Regions from separate parts of the Homo sapiens genome. Here region 1 is linked to region 2. Evidence: chromatin contacts called from ENCODE Hi-C or POLR2A ChIA-PET data. All regions are on one chromosome and are shown on one strand. The core of a region is the stretch at or near the end of the contact, and the rest is flanking DNA. Distances in the headings are between cores, read along the strand shown.

Region 1 (4,712 bases), core at 601-3,100, 260 kb after region 2:
AGTTAGATTATTCAACCTGGAAGAACGTGTTTATAGATATGATATCCTTAATTTTTTATGAAACTTTCTCTTTAACAGTTTATAATGACAAACCTCTAGTTGAGTGGAAAAATCTGGCACTGGAGAATTTTACTTAATTATATAACTGAGAGTTGACAGAGCTTTTAAAAAAAATTAGCTTGTGCCATGTAAAAGTGCTGGTATTTGATCTTGACCATTTTTGACCTAACAAACTGGCAGTGTTTTATGCTTTGACATAAAACATGGATTAATTTAATAAAAATAGTTATATATACCAGGTGCGATGGCATGCCTGTAAGCCCAGCACTTTGTGAGGCCAAGGCAGGAGGATTGCTCACATCCAGAAGTTCAAGACTAGCCTTGACAATATAGCGAGACCTCGTCTCTCCAAAAAATCAGAACCTATCCAGGTATGGTGGTGTGTGCCTGTAGTCCTAGCTACTTGGGAGGCTAAAGTGGGAGGATCACTTGAGCCCAGGAGGTTGAGGCTACAGTGAGCTGTGATCATGCCACTACACTCAGCCTGGACGACAGAGTGAGACCCTGTCTCAAAAAAATAAAAAAATAACTCAAGAAGAGCTATATATATTTATATATGTAATATTTGACTTATTACATACAATTTGTCTTATTTCATATTTTATTTCTATACATAGTATAGTTCAGTATATTTAACATTAAAACCCTACTAAACATAGCATCATTTTGATGATTGAGAAAGCACTTCCTTCCTCATTCACTAGACATTCACTGAGCACCTATTATGTTTCCAGCACTCTGCTCCTAGCTGAGATACAAGGATGAGTAAAATATATGTCTTGCCCTTGACTTTCTCAGTTTAGTAAGGGAGATGAACACCTTAAAAGATGATTACGCAGAGAGACTGTGTGTACAGGGGTTAAGAAGGAAGGCCCTGAGGTCAGACAAACCCAGATGTTTAGTCTGGTCTTCACCACTTTTGCTAAGGGCCAAAGCTCTTTTAGCCTTGTGGAAATAATAACAGTACCTCCCAGGATTCTTGTGAGAGTTAAATGTGACAATGCACATGAAGTTGCTTAGCATTGTACTGTACTTAACAAGTACTCAGGAAATGCTGAGTATTACTGTATGTGTTAAGTGCTATTTACATAATTAGATGTGGTTGGTACTTGCTTCCTTTGAGTGGAGTTAGGTCAACTGGTTTTAATGATAAGCAACACATGACAGTGACAATGGTTTCTAGTGAACTATAGTGAACTCCTCGTAGTAGTTTAGAGAAAAATCTCATCATCTTTCCCTGGAAATGAGACCTGTTATCAATCAAAAGTGCTGGTCTAAGGAAGTGACTGAACAGATTGAACATACCTCTCAGGAGTGGGGCTGGCTTTTCTAGGTACTCAACATTCTTTTAACGCTTTTGATTAAAAAAAAAAAAAAAAAAAAAAAGGGCTGGGCGCTGTGGCTCAGGCCTGTAATCCGGCTCAGGCCTGTAATCCCAGCATTTTGGGAGGCCGAGGCAGGTGAATCATGAGATCAGGGGATCGAGACCATCCTGGCTAACACAGTGAAACCCCGTCTCTACTAAAAATACAAAAAAATTAGCCAGGCGTGGTGGCGGGCAGTTGGCAGGTGCCTGTACTCCCAGCTACTCGGGAGGCTGAGACAGGAGAATGGCATGAACCCAGGAGGCAGAGCTTGCAGTGAGCCGAGATCGCGCCACTGCACTCCAGCCTGGGTGACAGAGTGAGACTCCATCTCAAAAAAAAAAAAAAAAAAAAGAAAAGAGGAACTGAAACAGGAACTAATAGATTTAACAGATTTGATGATAATTAAGACTTAAATTCTTTTCTCCAGTTCACGTTTGTGTTCTCACACAAAGTAGTTATTGCCAAGATGCCCAGGCACATGAATGCCTTTATCCAAACTTACTGAATAGTCTTTCCTTCAATAAATACTATTGAGCCTTACTGTTTGCCAGGCACTGTGCTAGGCTCTGGGAGTATGAAGGTAAGCAAAACCACAGGCTGGTGGCAGAGACAGACATTCATGAAATAAGCCTCCCCATACATAATAATAGTTGCTCTAAGTGAGAAGTTTAGAGCAGGGGCCCTGATTTAGGCTGGGGCATAGGTTTGTAGAGGCAGGGAAGAGTTCATTTAGGGAAGTAACATCTAAAAATACCACTTACCCTTTAGAAGAGCTGGCGATTTTCTCTCTCTTTTTTTTTTTTTTTTTTTTTTTGAGACAGAGTCTTGCTCTGTTGCCCAGGCTAAAGCTCAATGGTGCAATCTCGGCTCAGTACAACCTCCGCCTCCCGGGTTCAAGCCATTCTCCTGCCTCAGCCTCCCAAGTAGCTGGGATTACAGGCGCCCACCACCACGCCCAGCTAATTTTTGTATTTTTTAGTAGAGACAGGGTTTCACCATCTTGGCCAGGCTGGTCTTGAACTCCTGACCTTGTGATCCACACCCCCACCCTTGGCCTCCCAAAGTGCTGGGATTACAGGAGTGAGCCACCGTGCCCGGCTGATTTTCTCTTTAATTCCAAAGCCGCCAGCAAGTTCAGGAGATAAAAGCTTAGTCAAATAAATTTTTGGTTACCATATGGAAAATGTCATGTTGATATAAATTATTTATTCTATCACCCAACTATATTGATAACATTAAACATGGCCTTTCTATCTGTCATTCTGCCCCAATGAGACTTTCATTTCTTTAACATTATACAAAGTAAAATCATCTACCTCTGGAATGATTTTATCATTATTAACACACATATACATGCATACTTATTTATGGTTCTTTATATGCACTAAAGAAGCTGGGAAAATTTTAGAAGATAGTAAAATGAAATGGTTCTTCCTTTCTTGTCTGGGAGGGGCTCCTTGCTCTGGAATGATACTTCATATATAAATACAGTGTTTCTCCGTGGTCTTCCTTTTGGATTTTTGGAGGTTGGATGGGAAGGGCTGAATTTCGGCACACACTGAAAACAGCTTATCTTGTAGGAGGGATTATAATATCCCAAACATTGTATATAAGTGGCATTTTGAGATTTCCTCAGAAATGTATTAAAAACAGAGAGAAAAAAATGATTGTAGCAAGTATTCAGCCATTTTACCTTTTTATTCAAATATTTAGCAATTTCTTGGGCTTCTAGTAATTTAGTGATCAATGGCTCCAATCAGAGAGTTCATTCACAGGAATATTCACACTCATTTGTTTCAGCCTTAAATAAATAAAGGTTGATTTTTTAAAAGAGGCTGTCTTCTAGGTATTGCAAGTGGAATCTGCTCATATTGATTGGGTTGCTCTTCAGTAATTTCCTACAGCATGCACATCTCTTCCTTTTTATGTTTTTCTCAAGCAATCAGTAAATAACGTATTCATCAAACTTAAGAGAGTGTCCCAACAGAATTTCGTTGGAAAAGCTGGGTTTCTTTCTTGCTGAGGTATACAGTTGATGAGTTCTTTAGCCAGTTGGATTATAGCAGCTCAGTGAGATCATAGAAAGTAACCTGGTTATGTTGTACTGATATTCATCACAGGAAATGAACTCATCTCCACAAATTATTTGCTGCAAAATAAATTAACTCCTTTAATAGAAAATTATCACAGGATCAGCACGTCCCACTTGTCAAGGAAGGAATATGAGCACAGTGTAGCTTTACTGTTACAGCAAGAAACCATTATTTTGTTGCTCACGGTACTCTCAACATAAATCTAAAATAATATCATCAAATGAACTCTCTGATTGGAGCCATTGATCACTAAATTACTAGAAGCCCAAGAAATTGCTAAGTTTCGCCGGGCACGGTGGCTCACGCCTGTAATCGCAGCACTTTGGGAGGGCGAGGCGGGCGGATCACCTGAGGTTGGGAGTTTGAGACCAGCCTGACCAACATGGAGAAACCCCGTCTCTACTAAAAATACAAAATTAGCTGGGAGTGGTGGCGCATGTCTGTAACCCCAGCTACTCAGGAGGCTGAGGCAGGAGAATTGCTTGAACCTGGGAGGTGGAAGTTGCGGTGAGCCGAGATGGTGCCATTGCACTCCGGCCTGGGCAACAAGAGCGAAACTCTGTCTCAAAAAAAAAAAAAAAAAAAAAGAGAAAAAAAAAAGAAAGAAAGAAAAAGAAAAAGAAATTGCTAAGTTTCAACAAAGTCATGTTAGTTGTTTGAAATATTTCATAATACATTCTAATAAAAGGATTAATCATGTAAGGTTATTACAATGATATTGTGCACTTTTACTATTGCATAGCTTTTCCTATGAGCCCGACACTATGCTAGGCACTTACATGCATTATCTTGTGTCCTTTGTACAGCAAACCTAGAATGATTTACTCATGGGTTTCTTCCCCAGATCACAGATAAAGAAATGAGAACTGATTGTGCTAAAAAATTTTTCTCGTGCCTGTGATCAGTGTATTATATTTGGAGTATCTATGTTGGGCTGAGAATAAGAAAATAGAAACTAGAAGGACACTAGAAATAGAGGGAAGATAGGGAATTGGAGGGGACTGGAGCTAGAAAAGGAAATTATAGTAATAGATTACTATATGCCAGAGACTGTGTATATGATGGCACAAACAAACTTTTTTTTTTTTTTTTTTTTTTTTTTTGAGACAGAGCCTTGCTCTGTGGCTCAGGTTGGAGTGCAGTGGTACAATCCGGGCTCCCTGCAAACTCTGCCTCCCTGGTTCAAGCAGTT
Region 2 (4,606 bases), core at 1,096-3,595:
GAGTAGCTGGGACTACAGGCACCCACCACCACGCCCAGCTAATTGTTTTTGTATTTTTAATATAGACGGGGTTTCACCATGTTAGCCAGGATGGTCTCGATCTCCTGACCTCCTGATCCGCCCACCTCGGCCTCCCGAAGTGCTGGGATTACAGGCGTGAGCCACCGCGCCCGGCCCCAAACATTCTTAATGGTACTGAAACTACTCCAAACATTTTCGTGACACCAACCAGTGACTGGGTTACAAGTTTGCTCCAGAGGAAACACTTTTCAGAAAGGATGAGTAAGTTGCTTCCAATAATGAGGAATGGCCACAGCTGAGAAGATGCCTTTAAAATACAATCTGGGAAAGTACTCTCCGATCTAATTTGTTTCATAGCATGTTAGTACTTTTAAAATTTTTCTGCAGCATACTTGGAAAAAAATTGGAAGAGTGGCAGGGACAGATATAACATGTCCACTGATAACTGCCATGTGTCCAGCAAGGCTGGCAGATTTGTCCAGTAGAGAAACAACAAGACTTATACCCTGTTGAACTTAGTTTATTGCTTAGACATCAAACAACAACAGCAACCCCAAAAACAAAAAACAAAGAGGCCAGTTCCTCATGTCCTTTGTCCCATAAGGCAACACTGAAACAAAAGTGGCCAGATGACAGCATGGATGATAGCACACTCTAGCTGAGAAGCCTGTGGCATGCTGCAACTAAGCAATTTTATAGCCTGCAGCTATTCCCTAAGGGTAAAGACAAGGCCTCATACCTCAATCAGAACCCAAGAAACAATGAGAGTGTCCCATGACGGCCTCCATGGAAGATGGGGAGGTGAGTGGGAAATGGCCTTAGGGCATCTCCTCATGTTCTGGGACAATCACAGGGCACTATTCCAAGACTTAGATCAGTTGCGGTTAAGCTTTGCCTATGTGGCCTATGTGGAGACTTGCACAGATGACGAGGACATCATGGTGGAGTCATTACCCTAGGCCATGGTGGAATTAAAGAGTCTCTTGGGAAAGATTATGAAAGAGAGGGAAGAGTGACATGCAGACGTCCGTAAAAATAGTCAAAAGGGCTCTGATTAGCAAGCTGAGTCCCCACAAGGGAAAGAGGTCACATGGGCAGTATTGGTTCATTAAGACGGGAATCTACCATGGGCAAAGGGCTAGTGAAAGCCCATTGGACACAGCATAACAGGACACTTTAGACCATTCCTAACACAGGGATCTGGAAATGCTACTTGACATTGTGAGAAAAAAACTCACCTGTCCACACCCAAAGAATGGACTCAAGAGACCGGGAGAACCGTGAAAGTGAGACTTTTAATGATGGTCTTGCAAGATTGGGTGTCTGATGAATGGGAACACCCAGCACAGTTTCAACAAGCAATTTGTCCCCTAGTGCGCAGGTCCCTTCCCCAGTTCCTCATAGGCTGAGGACGATGGGGTCACAATCTTCCCAGACATCGCCTATGATTGTTGGGTAGGGGATTTAGATGGTTTCTTTAGGGTTGTCTTGCTGCATTTTTTTTTTTGCAGCCCACAATGCATTGCAATCCTAGTTAGCTCAGGGGCTCTTCGGGTATTTGACTTAGGACCTAAGTAGCTGGGCAGGCTGATAAGAATAGACAAAGCGAGCTATCTTGCAGACTAGTAAACTTTCATCTTAGACTAAACTTTGGTTCGGGTAAAGGCAACTAAGGGGGTTGGAGGGGGAGGGGGGAGGCCGACAAGCAGGTGTTGGCTATCCAAGCAGAGGCCTAGTATATGCTGTTTCTTCTGTAGTTTGCTGACCTAAGCTGATTCAAGGCACTTTGTCTTGGAAATAGACCACTGTATATATCATTTCCTTTAACAGCAAAAAAACCACATGGGCCGGGCACAGTGGCTAACGCCTATGATCCCAGCACTTTGGAAGGCCGAGGTGGGTGGATCACTTGAGGTCAGGAGTTCGAGACCAGCCTGGCCAACATGGCAAAACTCCGTCTCTACTAAAAATACAAAAAAATTAGCCGGGCCTGGCGATGCGTGCCTGTAATCCCAGCTACTCAGGAGGCTGAGGCAGGAGAATCGCTTGAACCCGGGAGGCGGAGGTTGTAGTGAGCCGAGATCCTACCACTGCACTCCAGCCTGGGCAACACAGGGACGGACACACTGTCTCAAAAAAAAAAAAAAAAAAGAAAAAGAAAGAAAGAAAAAAGAAACTACTAATCTGGCCTAATTCTCTTAGTTTACAGATGAGGAACCGAAGGTCCAGAAAGGTGAGATGATTTTCCGAGGTTACACTTCTACTTTGGAGAAACAGCTTGAGCTCAACCATTTCCTCACGGTCCAAGGCTGCTTCTAGTGGACTACCCACTTCTAAATTGCGACGCAAGTTTTCGCTTTTACCAAAACAAAACTGCACCAGTTAGAAATTGTTCCAAAGCAAAACTGAAACTTCTACTGAGAATGCTACTATTCTGAAGCTGAAATTATGCCTTTAAAAAAACACTTTTTTTTTTTACCAGACTAGTTCAGTGGCATCAAGAATTGCTAAAATCTTAGTAATTTATTTTTTAAAGCATTGTTTTATCCAGATACTTAAGAAGATGTGATTTTAATACTTCATTATTCCATTGCATTTTAAAGCAAGGTTTTAATTTAGTCTCACAACCAAAACACTTTCCAAAAAAAGCATCTCTAATTTGGTAATTTGTGTCAATAAGAAAATATGACTAATTAATATAAATCAGATTTACTGCCAACTTTTCAGGAATACATTTATTTTGTCAAGTAACCTGTTAATTAAACAGGAGTATGATAAGAGAAACAAGTGATAATAATACAAGTAAACAGAGCTTCAAGCTTATCATTTTCAGAGGGAAATGTAGGTAATATCCACAAGCAGGACATCACATTATACTTTTGATACCAAAATTCAAATACAATTTTGGCACTGCTATTCTATCTGTATATAAAAATTAAATAAAACAAAAAAGGCGCTAGATGCATGTTCTTAATGATTAATATTCTGTGCATACTTTTTTCTGCACACAATTTTTAGGGGAGACAGAACACGGATTAATGAAATGCTGACAATCTAACATATTCTGTGACAAATTGGAGTTATAGAAAAAATTGCCAATTTTGAATACCAAGATATATTTGAAGGTTCCTTATTCTCCCTCACTCAAAAAAAAATCAAATATATTATTTGGCGTCTTCTAGCATCATAATGGGCAACAATTTATCCAGGTTCTGCTATATGCATTGAACCATTATCTCCAGCAATAAGGATTTTTATTTTTATTATTTTTATTTTCTTTGAGACAAGGTCTTGCTCTGTCTCCCAGGCTGGAGTGCAGTGGTGTGATCTCGGCTCACTGCAACCTCCGGAGGGTTATCTGTTAGGAAATGATTGCATGAGTTTGGTCAGCAAGTGAGGAAAACCTGCAACACTGGGAGAAATCAAGATGACTACGGATACTGGTGTGAGTTGGGAGTCTTCATATTTGTTCAAAGAATGAATAATTAAAAGAGCAAGTGAATAAAGGCAAAAGTTCACAGTGAGAGCTGGTCAAAAAGGAAAAGATGTTAACTTTGGATTTAGACAAGCTAAATTTAGAATGATGGCTGGATATCAAGGTGGGAGTCCTCAGGAAGGAGCAGGAGATGTGAGGCCAAAGTTTGAGAGTAATCAGAGCAGTAGGTACAATTTTCAAGTTAATCTCCAGGGAGGTCAATGTTTAAGCCAGGGCATAGAAGGATCCTAAACTGGGAGCTCATGTACAGAGTAAGAACAAAAGAGAAGGCTGAGGAGTGATGATGAAGAATTGGAACTGACAAAGAGCCCAGAAAAAGCATCATATGGGAATAAAGTGGAGAAAAGAAACAATGCAATGTTATCAGTCTTGACTGGTTCAAGAGAGGCTAAATAGAATGACATCAAAGGGCATGGATGGCCTCAGAAAGAATAGTTGCAGGCAAATAACAAGGTGAAAGCTAAACTGCAATGGGTTAAGGAGTGACAGTCAGTGGAAAGAGCAGGTATAATGTTGACCAGTACAAAGAAAGGACTGCAATTAAAGGAATAAGGGGAGGGAAGATTTTAGTCTTCAAGAATAGACATTGGTACTGAGAGTAATAAGCATTGTGGGACAGTATATTTGGCCTCTATGTACTGTGGAGGTGACATATGGTCTAGCTTCTTAGATTTCTACTTTTTATTTATTTAGTGTTTTTTGAGATAGAGTCTCACTCCGTCATCCAGGCTGGAGTGCAGTGGCGCGATGTCGGCTCAGTACAGCTTCCGCCTCCTGGGTTCAAGCGATTCTCATGCCTCAGCCTCCAGAGTAGCTGGAATTACGGCGCCCCCCACCATGCCCAGCTAATTTTTGTAATTTTAGTAGAGATGGGGTTTCACCATGTTGGCCAGGCTGGTCTCAAACTCCTGACCTCAAGTGATCCACCTGCCTCAGCCTCCAGAAGTGCTGGGATTACAGGTGTGAGCCTCTGCGCCCATCCTCTACTTTTTAGTTTAGCAAAAGTATCTTGAATTTGATGGAGCTTATGTTGAAAAATAGTTTATATTTTTTATCATTTTTTATTTATTTTTGAGACACAGTCTCACT

What was found. A loop is a pair of places that touch in the nucleus more often than their neighbours do. ChIA-PET counts read pairs that join two places held with the same protein, here RNA polymerase II (POLR2A). Pooled maps may share reads with other maps.
Region 1: a loop to region 2 is called in a pooled map, with 2.4 times the contacts of the local background. The contact joins two enhancer-like sites. A Hi-C loop is called at or near these places in 1 of 50 pooled maps. POLR2A ChIA-PET finds 5 or more read pairs at or near these places in 3 of 52 experiments (BJ, K562 and activated T-cell).

The regions. Positions count from the first base shown.
Region 1 is chr2:206,244,226-206,248,937 of GRCh38, forward strand. All of the region lies in intron 2 of CMKLR2-AS (CMKLR2 antisense RNA), which reads left to right. Among named protein-coding and RNA genes, the nearest start is that of ZDBF2, 28 kb to the right of the region's middle. Within about 2 kb of position 1,851, at least 3 of the 41 ENCODE cell types and tissues checked have a DNase peak (open chromatin) inside an H3K27ac peak, as active enhancers do.
Region 2 is chr2:205,982,211-205,986,816 of GRCh38, forward strand. No RefSeq gene overlaps it. Among named protein-coding and RNA genes, the nearest start is that of INO80D-AS1, 100 kb to the right of the region's middle. Within about 2 kb of position 2,346, at least 2 of the 41 ENCODE cell types and tissues checked have a DNase peak (open chromatin) inside an H3K27ac peak, as active enhancers do.